Linked DNA regions of Homo sapiens: region 2 is linked to region 1. The links are chromatin contacts, found by Hi-C in ENCODE. All regions are on one chromosome and are shown on one strand. The core of a region is the stretch at or near the end of the contact, and the rest is flanking DNA. Distances in the headings are between cores, read along the strand shown.

Region 1 (4,707 bases), core at 1,050-3,549:
ATAGAGTGTCAAGTACAAGTTCCCATGTATGCAGTATTACAAATGGTATTCCCAAACCAGCCCATAGACACCCATTTCATTTATATCTTGCTGATGGTGTTGGAGAAGACAAAGAAATATGCAGGATTCAAAAGGTAGAGTTGGCTTTGGAAAGACAATCTGTGGCACAAGATCCCAAAACAATCTCCTTATAATTTCTACCACTTCCAGAAAGAAGGAAGGAAGGAGGAAAGAAAGGAGGAAGGGAGGGAGGGAGAGAGGGGAGCAAGAAGGGAAGGAGGGAAGGAGGCAAGAGAGGGAGGAAGGGAGGAAGGAAGGAAAAAAGAAAGAAAGGGAAGGAAGGGGGAGTGAGGGAGAGAGGGAAGGAGGATAGGAAGGATGGAGGAAGGAGAGAAGAACAAAGGGAAGAGTGGGAGGGAGGGAAGAGAGGGAGGGAAGAAGGAAGGAACAGAAGGAAGAAGAAAGGGATGGAGGTAGGTTGAGAAGGAGGAAAGAAAGACAAGAAGTCTCTAAGATGACCTCCAATTATCAACACCTCCTGGTATTCATACCCTTGTGTAGTGTCTTCTTGAATATGGGCTGGCCTTATTATTAACTTCACTTGTAGCAAATAGAATACAGAAAAAGAGATCAGATGCCACTTCCAAGATTGGGCTATAAAAAGGCAGTGGTTTCTGTCTCGGGCTTTCTCTCCCCTTCTCCCTTTCTATAACCGCTTGCCTTGGTGGAAGCTAGCTGCCACATCACAAGGGTGTCCTGCAGAGAGGCCACATAGCAAGGGGCTGAGGACCACCAAGCAAGTGATCTTGGGGATGAAGCCCCCTCACAAGTCATGCTTTCAGATAAGACCAAAACCCTTACCAACAGCTTGACTGCATGAGACAACTTGAGCCAGAGGTGCCCAGCTAGGCTGTGCCCAGATTCCTTACTTACAGGACCTGTGAGCTCTTAAATGCTTATTGCCTAGGTTTTAGAGTAATTTGTTATGCAGCAATAAATAACTAATTGGAAGGAAGGAAGGAAAAAGGGAGGGAACAAGGGAAGAAGAGAGGGAAGGAAGGGAAGAAGGCAGGAATAACCATGTCTGCCATAATCTAGCCAGGGAACAGAAACCACTCTGAGTATTTTGGTTGCTCAGGAGACAACAAAGCTGAGCAGTTACTAGGAGACGGTGACATAACCCAGAGATGAGCAGGGACAGGAAGCTATACTGCCCCTAAAGTGGAGGATCAAAGGAGGAAGCAGTGTTACCAGAAGCCAGAAGAAGCCAGGTCACCCTGCAGAAGCTGGAACCACAGGGGCCTGATTGGTAGGAGCTGGAGCTGTAGATGCCATTCAAGACAGGGAAGGGCAAGGAGAAACATTGTGGCTTCTCTCTTCTTCTCACCATGCAGTTCCCATTGGTGCCTTCCATTGGCCAAACCCAGCCAGAAAGCAGCTGACACCGGATCCTAAGAAATAGCCCACAAGGGCCAGCCTCCTGCATTACACAGCACAGCTGGGAAGGAATGGCCTCACAGGCCAGGCCTGGCACACTAGCTAACTAGCTAAAGAGAAGGGAAAATATCTATTGCCAGTCCTCAGCAGATTCAGCCAGAAGGGACTGCTTATTAGCTCTGTGAACAAGGACCATTCACAATCTGCATGAAAACTCAAATTATGAGATGACAAAAATAACTACCAATCAACAGTACCCCTTGATAAACCACAAGGTAAATCATGACACTTGCCAAATGAGTCCTCCAGAGATGGGAGGGAACACGACGGCCTGGGACTGGCTGGGTTTGGGAACTGGAGAGAAGGAAGATCAGGTTGAAGTCAGGGCTCCTGGGTCCCAAGGGAAGAGGAGGTGACAGAACCCATGTCAGAGGGAGCAGAGCAAAGGAGTGAGGCTAGCCAGCGCGGGCGCCACGTGCGGAGACACACAGGTGTTCCACTGGGTCCAACACTAGGTCTTCACAGTCAAAAGAGAACTGAAACGTGAGGGTAAAGGGAGGGTAGCCGGTATGAGTGACTGGTGATCTAGGCAGGAAGCCAGGCTGCAGGGCATTTAATGAGTGGGTGCAATCACGTGGTAGAGTTTGACAGTGAATGGAAAGACAAAAACAAGCTTGCGGCATGGCAGGTTCCCGCCAAGGATCTGGTTTGAAAACAGAGGAAGAGAAGGTAGAAACTAACACCAAAGGCTAAGAACCTGCACAGTAAATTGCCTATCAGTCTTCCTCATAGCCTGCAAGCTACTTGAGGGAGGGATTTGCAGCACATGTGTCTCACTCAGTTTTCTGAGGGCCTTGGATAGTGTCTGGCCCATAGTAGGTGCTCAATGCATGGCTGTGAGATGAATGAGTGAGCCAAAGTGAAACCACAGAACGTCATGAGGGCAGGAGAACGAGGCAGAACCCACGGAAGATGCTCTCAAGTGATGTGGCGGCGTGGTGGCCTGCTGGAAAACCCCAGCGGCGGCCAGACCCGTGTGGGCAGCTGCAGTCAGAAAATGAGATGGTTCTTTCTGAGCAAATATGCAGTTATAAATAGCACAGGCTACGCAAATCGCCACAGCTGCATGGCAAAGGACTAGAGGGTGCGCTCAGCACAGAGGACGTTCCCGGCCACCAAATTCCTTCTGAACTATCCCCGCCATCAGCAGGGGCTGCTGCCCAGAGGGGAGACCCATGCCACGAGAGAGGTCAGCATTGCCTTACGTCTTTATAAGGCTGCTCCTAAGGGACTTGCCCTGAAGAGCCTTATGCTTCAAAGCCCACTCACCTGTAAAAGTGTCCCAACCACTGAGCTGGTTCCACAAAGGCATTAAGAAATTACCACTATGGGCTGGGCACGGTGGTTCATGCCTGTAATCCCAGCACTCTGGGAAGCCAAGGCGGATGGATCACCTGAGGTCAGGAGTTTGAGACCAGCCTGGCCAATATGGTGTAACCCCGTCTCTACTAAAAATACAAAAATTAGCTGGCCGTTGTGGCGCACACCTGTAATCCCAGCTACTCGGAGGCTGAGGCAGGAGAATTGGTTGGCCCCAGGAGGCAGAGGTTGCAGTGAGCCAAGATCACACCATTGCACTCCAGCCTGGGCGACAAGAGTAAAACTCAGTCTCAAAACAAAAACAAAAACAAAAACAAAACAAAACAAAACAAAAAAATACACTATGTCAAGTTATTAGGTAACCCATAACATCCTTTGTTTTAACATAGCCTTGCCAAGGGCCGGGCACAGTGGCTCACGCCTGTAATCCTAACACTTTGGGAGGCTGAGGCGGGCAGATCACTTGAGGTCAGGAGTTCGAGACCAGTCTGGCCAATATGGTGAGACCCTGTCTCTACTAAAAATAAAAAAATTAGCCAGGCGTGGTGGTGGGTGCGTGTAGTCCCATCTACTTGGGTAGCTGAGGAACGAGAATTGCTTGAACCTGGGAGGTGGAGGTTGCAGTGAGCTGAGTGAGATCATGCCACTGCACTCCAGACTCGAGATACAGTGAGACTCTGTCTCCAAAATATATATACATGTACTTCTCTAAATTAAATATTGAAATAAATTTTAAAATGCCCGGTTCATGTAGTTATAATAATAATACTAATAACAACAACTACTGCTACTACTACTACTAACATGTGTTGAACATGAACTAAGTTCCAGAAACCATGCTAAGCTACAAAACGGTGGACACACTCCCCTTGCACACCCTGTGGTAATTCAGTCCACACTCAGAAACTGCTGTTGGTTCAATGTTATTTATATTTATTTATTCTGCACCTTCTCCCAAAGACTTGAGGTGATCTGCAAGAATACATACATCAAAATAAGGTTTTTTTGTGTGTACAGGTCGAGTATCCCTAGTCTGAAAATCTGACATTTTTTGAATGCTGACACAATGCCACAAGTGGAAAATTCCACACCTAACCTCATGTGATGGGTCACAGTCAAAATGCAGTCAAATCTTTGTTTTATGCATGAAATTATTTAAAATACTATATAAAATTACCTTCAGGCTATGTGCATACGTGTATATTAAACATAAATAAATATCATGTTTAGGCTCGGGTCATATTCCTAACATATCTCATTATGTATATGCAAATATTCCAAAATTCAAAACAATAAAAAATAAAAACCCTAAAATCCGAAACACTTCTGGCCCCAAGCACTTCAAATAAGGGATGCTCAACCCACATAAGTGTCCTGGGACTGCTGTAACAAAGTGCCAGAGGCTGGGTGGCTTAACAACAGAAATGAATTATCTCCTAGCTCTGGAGGCCAAAGTCCACGATCAAGGCTATGGAAGGGCTGGTTCCTTCTGGATGAGCTAAGGAAGGATCTGTTCCCAACCTCTTTCCTTGCTTTTGGCTTGTGATAGCATAATTCCAGTCTTCACATGGCATTCTCCCTGTGCACATGTCCGTGTCCAGATTTCTTCTTTTTATAAGGATACCAATCACATTGGATTAGGGGGTCCACCCACCTCCAGTGTGGCCTTATCTTAACTGATTATATCTGCCACATCCCTCTTTCCAAATAAGGTCACATTCTGAGGCACTAGGGGGTGGGACTTCAGCATATGAATTTTGAAGGGATACAATTCAACCCACAACAAAAAGTAAAAATCTCAGCAAACTGAACACATACGTTCATCTAGTCACTCTCCTAAGACCTCACTAAGACTACAATAAAAAGTTACTACTCCACATGCAGAAAGAG
Region 2 (4,707 bases), core at 999-3,498, 1.1 Mb before region 1:
CATCCCCCTCAAGTTCTCTACTTTTCTACCATGACTTCACAGAACTCATGATACATTTGAGGTTTCTTTTGACATTTAGAGTGTTTTTACCCAAACCAGTGAACGGGGTGATAACTGATAGATCTGATATTTTGGTAAGTTAGCATGCATGCCTTGGCTTGTTATCCAGCAATATCCACTCTCCCCTTCTTTAATAATAGAACTCTCGAGTTTTAATGTGGTTCATGGGCATCTAATAAGAGGCTTTCACTTCTAGCATTCTTTGCCGCTTGGTAGGGGCTTGTGACTAAGGGCTGCCAATGAGATGTGAGCAGAGTTGTTTGTCTTCCAGGTCATGGTCCTAAAAAGAGATACACATGTTCCCTGCCCTTTCCCCATTCCTGAGAGCTGGGAGGTGGTGATAGCTGGACCCAGAAATGAAAGACACACTGGTTGAAGACCATAGTGTCACCATGCCAGCCAAGGAATAACAATATCTGAACAGTTACATGAGAGAGAAATAAACTTTAATCGTGTTAAAGTTACCTAATTTTTGAATCTCTCAGTTACACAGGTATAGCACAAATAACATTGGCCCTAAGAAGCTGGCATGCCTTCAAATTAGGAACCTTAGGTCACCTCTGTACGTCTTAACAGAAAGCTGCCAATCACCTCTGTCCTGGCCAGCTTCCTGTGCCAGAAACAGGAACCTATGGCAGTAAGAATCCTTTTCATTATTTGACAAAATAAGGAAAGCTACTGTTTTTTTTTTCTTTCTTTTTTTTTTTTTTTTTTTTTTTTTGGAGACAGAGTCTTGCTTTTCTCGCCCAGGCTGGAGCGCAGTGGCGTGATCTCAGCTCAGATCTCAGCTCACTGCAACCTCTGCCTCCCAGGTTCAAGCAATTCTTCTGCCTCAGTCTCATGAGTAGCTGGGATTACAGGCACACACCACCATGCCCGGCTAATTTTTGTACTTTTTAGTAGAGATGGGGTTTCGCCATGTTGGTCAGGCTGGTCTCGAACTTCTGACCTCAGGTGATCCACCTGCCTCGGCCTCCCAAAGTGCTGAGATTACAGGTGTGAGCCACCGTGGCTGGCCGAAAGCTACTATTTTCAATTTGAAGGTGTGTATTACCCTGGCCTGAAATAATCCCAAATGCTCAAAATAGGATAGATGGTAGACATCCAATCTTCAAATCATTTTCACCTTCTCCAGCAAGCCAGCCCCTTTCATGTTGCATTTATCACCCACGTGGTCCCAAGAGTCACTACAGATCAGGATGAATCAATGTTCTGAATGGAGAGAGATGAGTCCATAGGTCCTATGACAACTCCTCCATTCCTGAATGGAGAAATCAGAAATGGGCTGAGTTTTCCTCCTCCTTCTGCAGCTTAGCTACTCTTACTTGTCCTTCAACACCTTACAAGGAAGAAATACTTATGAATAAATGTGGGCTAATAAAGGAAGCTACAGTGGAAAGACAGGTGGCAAAAAGAAGACAGGCACACTGATGAAAACTCAATTCAGTATATATCCTATAAAGTAACTACTATGTGTCCACTGCTGTGCTAACCCTTCAGTGATGGAAACTAAGTGACAGAAACTTAATCCAAGGAGGAAACCACTGTGATCAAGGAGATAAGATGTCACAAATGAAACAAGCCAGAACACACCCCAGGGTGGGCCATCTGGTAGGTGCTATGGGCAGTCACAAGGGAAGAGCTCAGTGGGGCTGGAGTTGTGAGAAAAAGCTTAGGAAGAGGTGGCCTGCAGGGAGCCGTGAAGATGTGGATAGGGCTTGACTAGGTAGAGAGAAGCATGGAGGACAAAGCTGTGAGCTGGGTCGGGAGGGGCACCTCCTGCAACATTTCTCAACCCCGGCTGCGTGACAGGATCACCCTGGGAAGCTTCTACAAAATCCCAAAGCCTGGTGCCATTTCATACTAACTGGTCCAGACACTGGGGATGAGGCCAGGGCAAGGGCATCCTGAGACACTCCCAGGTGATTTGGATACACAGCAAGGGTTGAGCCACTGCTCTAACATAATCTTGCATCCAGAAATGACAGATTTACTCCACAGAACTGCCTTCTTTAATTTTGGTATTTAATTTTGTTTGAGCATCTTATGCCAGACCTATGTCTGCTGCATCCAATTTATACCAAATTGAAATGCAAAGCAGGATGTGACTTAGCAGTTTAAAGGGTAAGAAAAGATAGCACCACCCAAGAACTTAAAATAACATCTGGTGGTTTGAATTTTATCAGTGGGTGTTATTACGCTCCCTTAACCGACAACTGCTTGCGGAAGCTTGGTAGAGTTTTAACAATTGGCAACCACAGGCAGCATTTCATTACTTATCTAAAAAGACTATCAATTGAGTTACTATGAAATGTGAGCATGAAGTTTTAAAACTTCCCTATTTCCTACAAAAATCAACTTATCATCTTTTCAGAAATGTAAACAGCCAGCTAACAATGGGTAATGCTCTATAAGTGCTAACTGAACACTCTCAAATAACAAGAAACAAAATACCCTAGTGGGTCATGTATCAGATGTACACACTTCAAGTTTGTTTGTCCACTTAACTAAAAATAACCCTGGGACTCAGAATCTAAGCTTAAACCAAATTCTATAAATCGAAGTCCCCAAGATATATTTTGGAGGTATCCTTCCAAAACTGCAGGGGCGATAATAATTCCTTGTAAGAGAATCACTAATTTAGGGAACATAGGTGGGGAGAAAAAGGGATACAGGAAGTTTTACTCACTTCTAGGGGAAAGAAAGATTACTGCAAAAAACTTAACCTGAGACACTTTTAAACTAGTGCAAACTGGAAAAAAGAGAGACATAAAAGGAAAAGGCAGAGTAAACAGGTTTTAAAAAGGTGGGGTGGTTACTGGTAGACTAGAGCTAAAAGGCAAGAAAAACCTAAAAGCACCTCTGTTCCCAATGCTAACAATGACATGGTTATTTTATTCTCTCCAGTAGAGTGTATAGATCAAAAGCAATTTGAAGACTGTCTCATCCTTGTTTTTGTTTTTTCTTAATTGACACGGTAGGTAGTAGGTTATTTGTTTATCAAATTGATAACCTGTGTTCCCTCCCCTTCACACTAGCTACTAGAAGGTTTTTACTAAATTTTATCTCCGAAGTAAGAAAATATTCTCAAGTATCCATTTATCAAACTTTAAAAATTTGTGGAAAGATAGATCCTAATTCTTTAGGAGTTTACATCTAGTAAGAATGTTACCAAAAAATAATAGTTCATAGGAATTACAAATCAGAAAATGTAAGTCAAAATGTGGGATGTAAGTAATGTGTTAAAACTCTAAGCTGGATTCCATCAAATTAATTTTAAAAATCAAATTCAGCAACCAGGGCCTTGATCTTCCTTGCATATTCCCCTATGTTGCAGATTCACTGCAGACATCCATTGATTTAGGGAGTTTAGCACATTAAGGGCATTCTAATAAACCATTCTGTGCTTACCGTTTTTCATCAAAGAACTCTGAGTACTATGCAAAAGGCAACTCTCCCATCCTCACACCCAAAGACAGAACAGCCCCAGCACAGAACAATGACAATCATAGCTCCTGAAAATGAGAAGCACCCAGTCTCCAGACCCAAGGCAGACGTCAAGGCTTATTTATGGCTTAGAGCAAGCTGATGCCAGTTCTGATTCATCATTACTGGGTGTGGAAGATGTATTTTTCAAAGACGACCATACCAATGTACATCCCATCCCACATGCTCCTCTAACAAAGTGACCGTGACACTTCTTCATCAATAGATGGCTTCTATATTCCCATCCTTCAAATTTGAGTGGCTTCTAATTATGGCAGAAATGATGCTTCGTGACTTCTGAGGCTGCATTAGAAATGGCAATGTAACTTCCACTTGTCCTGTTGTCTCAGGGTGCTTGCCCTTCAACTCAGCCACCACGATGTGAGTAAGCTCAAGCTAGCCAACATGGAAAGAACACATGGAGAGATCCATTCGGAAAAGAATGGCGACCGCCTCACCTCAGCCGATAACCAGCATCAACCCGCAGACATGTGACTGAGCAAGGATTCAAATGTCCCAGCCTCCAGCCTTCCTGCTGTCCCAGTTGCCAGTGAGTAGAGCAGAAACTATGTCTTTTCATCAAGTCCCACCCAAATTAAAGATGTCAGGGATACATAAATATTGTCATTAACCTACCAGTTCATCGTCATTGTCTCAATTTACCAAGTTTTGGGGTTGTTTGTGACACTGCATTAGATCGCTGAAACCCCAGGCAGGAAGCCCTGGCAGACCTCCAGACTCAGCAGGTGGGAAGCATGAGAACATGGGGTGAAAAAGTCTCCTAGGTAAGTCAGCAGCAACACTCTCTTCTCCTGTCCCTCAGGCTAGCAGGCTCCTGCTACCAGAGCATCCCACTCCTGCTGGGTAGGTCAGACTCAGAAGGGGGCTCCTTGACCAACAAACCCTGACTCCCTTATAAAGTCACTTACAAGAAGCAGACACGGTCTAGTGTGGGGGCCAATCAGCTGACAAAGGCCGGTATGTGTCTGATAGTGACAGACACATCACAAAGTGACACTGGGAATCTAGGACTGGGCACAAAGATGAAAAGACACATGAACCCCTTAAAAACCCTGGAAACATTCCTTTCAGCCCAGACCTCAAAATTTCTCCCTTATCATTTGGCATTTATCTTCATAATAGTTGAAGCTGTGATTGGGA

The links. A loop is a pair of places that touch in the nucleus more often than their neighbours do. Pooled maps may share reads with other maps.
Region 2: a loop to region 1 is called in a map with no recorded cell type, with 6 times the contacts of the local background. The contact joins two enhancer-like sites. A Hi-C loop is called at or near these places in 3 of 37 single-sample maps with no recorded cell type and 3 of 50 pooled maps.

Annotation. Positions count from the first base shown.
Region 1 is chr7:25,966,317-25,971,023 of GRCh38, forward strand. All of the region lies in intron 6 of LOC105375199 (a long non-coding RNA gene), which reads right to left. Among named protein-coding and RNA genes, the nearest start is that of MIR148A, 19 kb to the left of the region's middle. RefSeq lists enhancers at 1,732-1,791, 2,242-2,681. Within about 2 kb of position 2,300, at least 5 of the 41 ENCODE cell types and tissues checked have a DNase peak (open chromatin) inside an H3K27ac peak, as active enhancers do.
Region 2 is chr7:24,909,028-24,913,734 of GRCh38, forward strand. All of the region lies in intron 1 of OSBPL3 (oxysterol binding protein like 3), which reads right to left. Among named protein-coding and RNA genes, the nearest start is that of OSBPL3, 69 kb to the right of the region's middle. RefSeq lists an enhancer at 1,653-1,802. Within about 2 kb of position 2,249, at least 4 of the 41 ENCODE cell types and tissues checked have a DNase peak (open chromatin) inside an H3K27ac peak, as active enhancers do.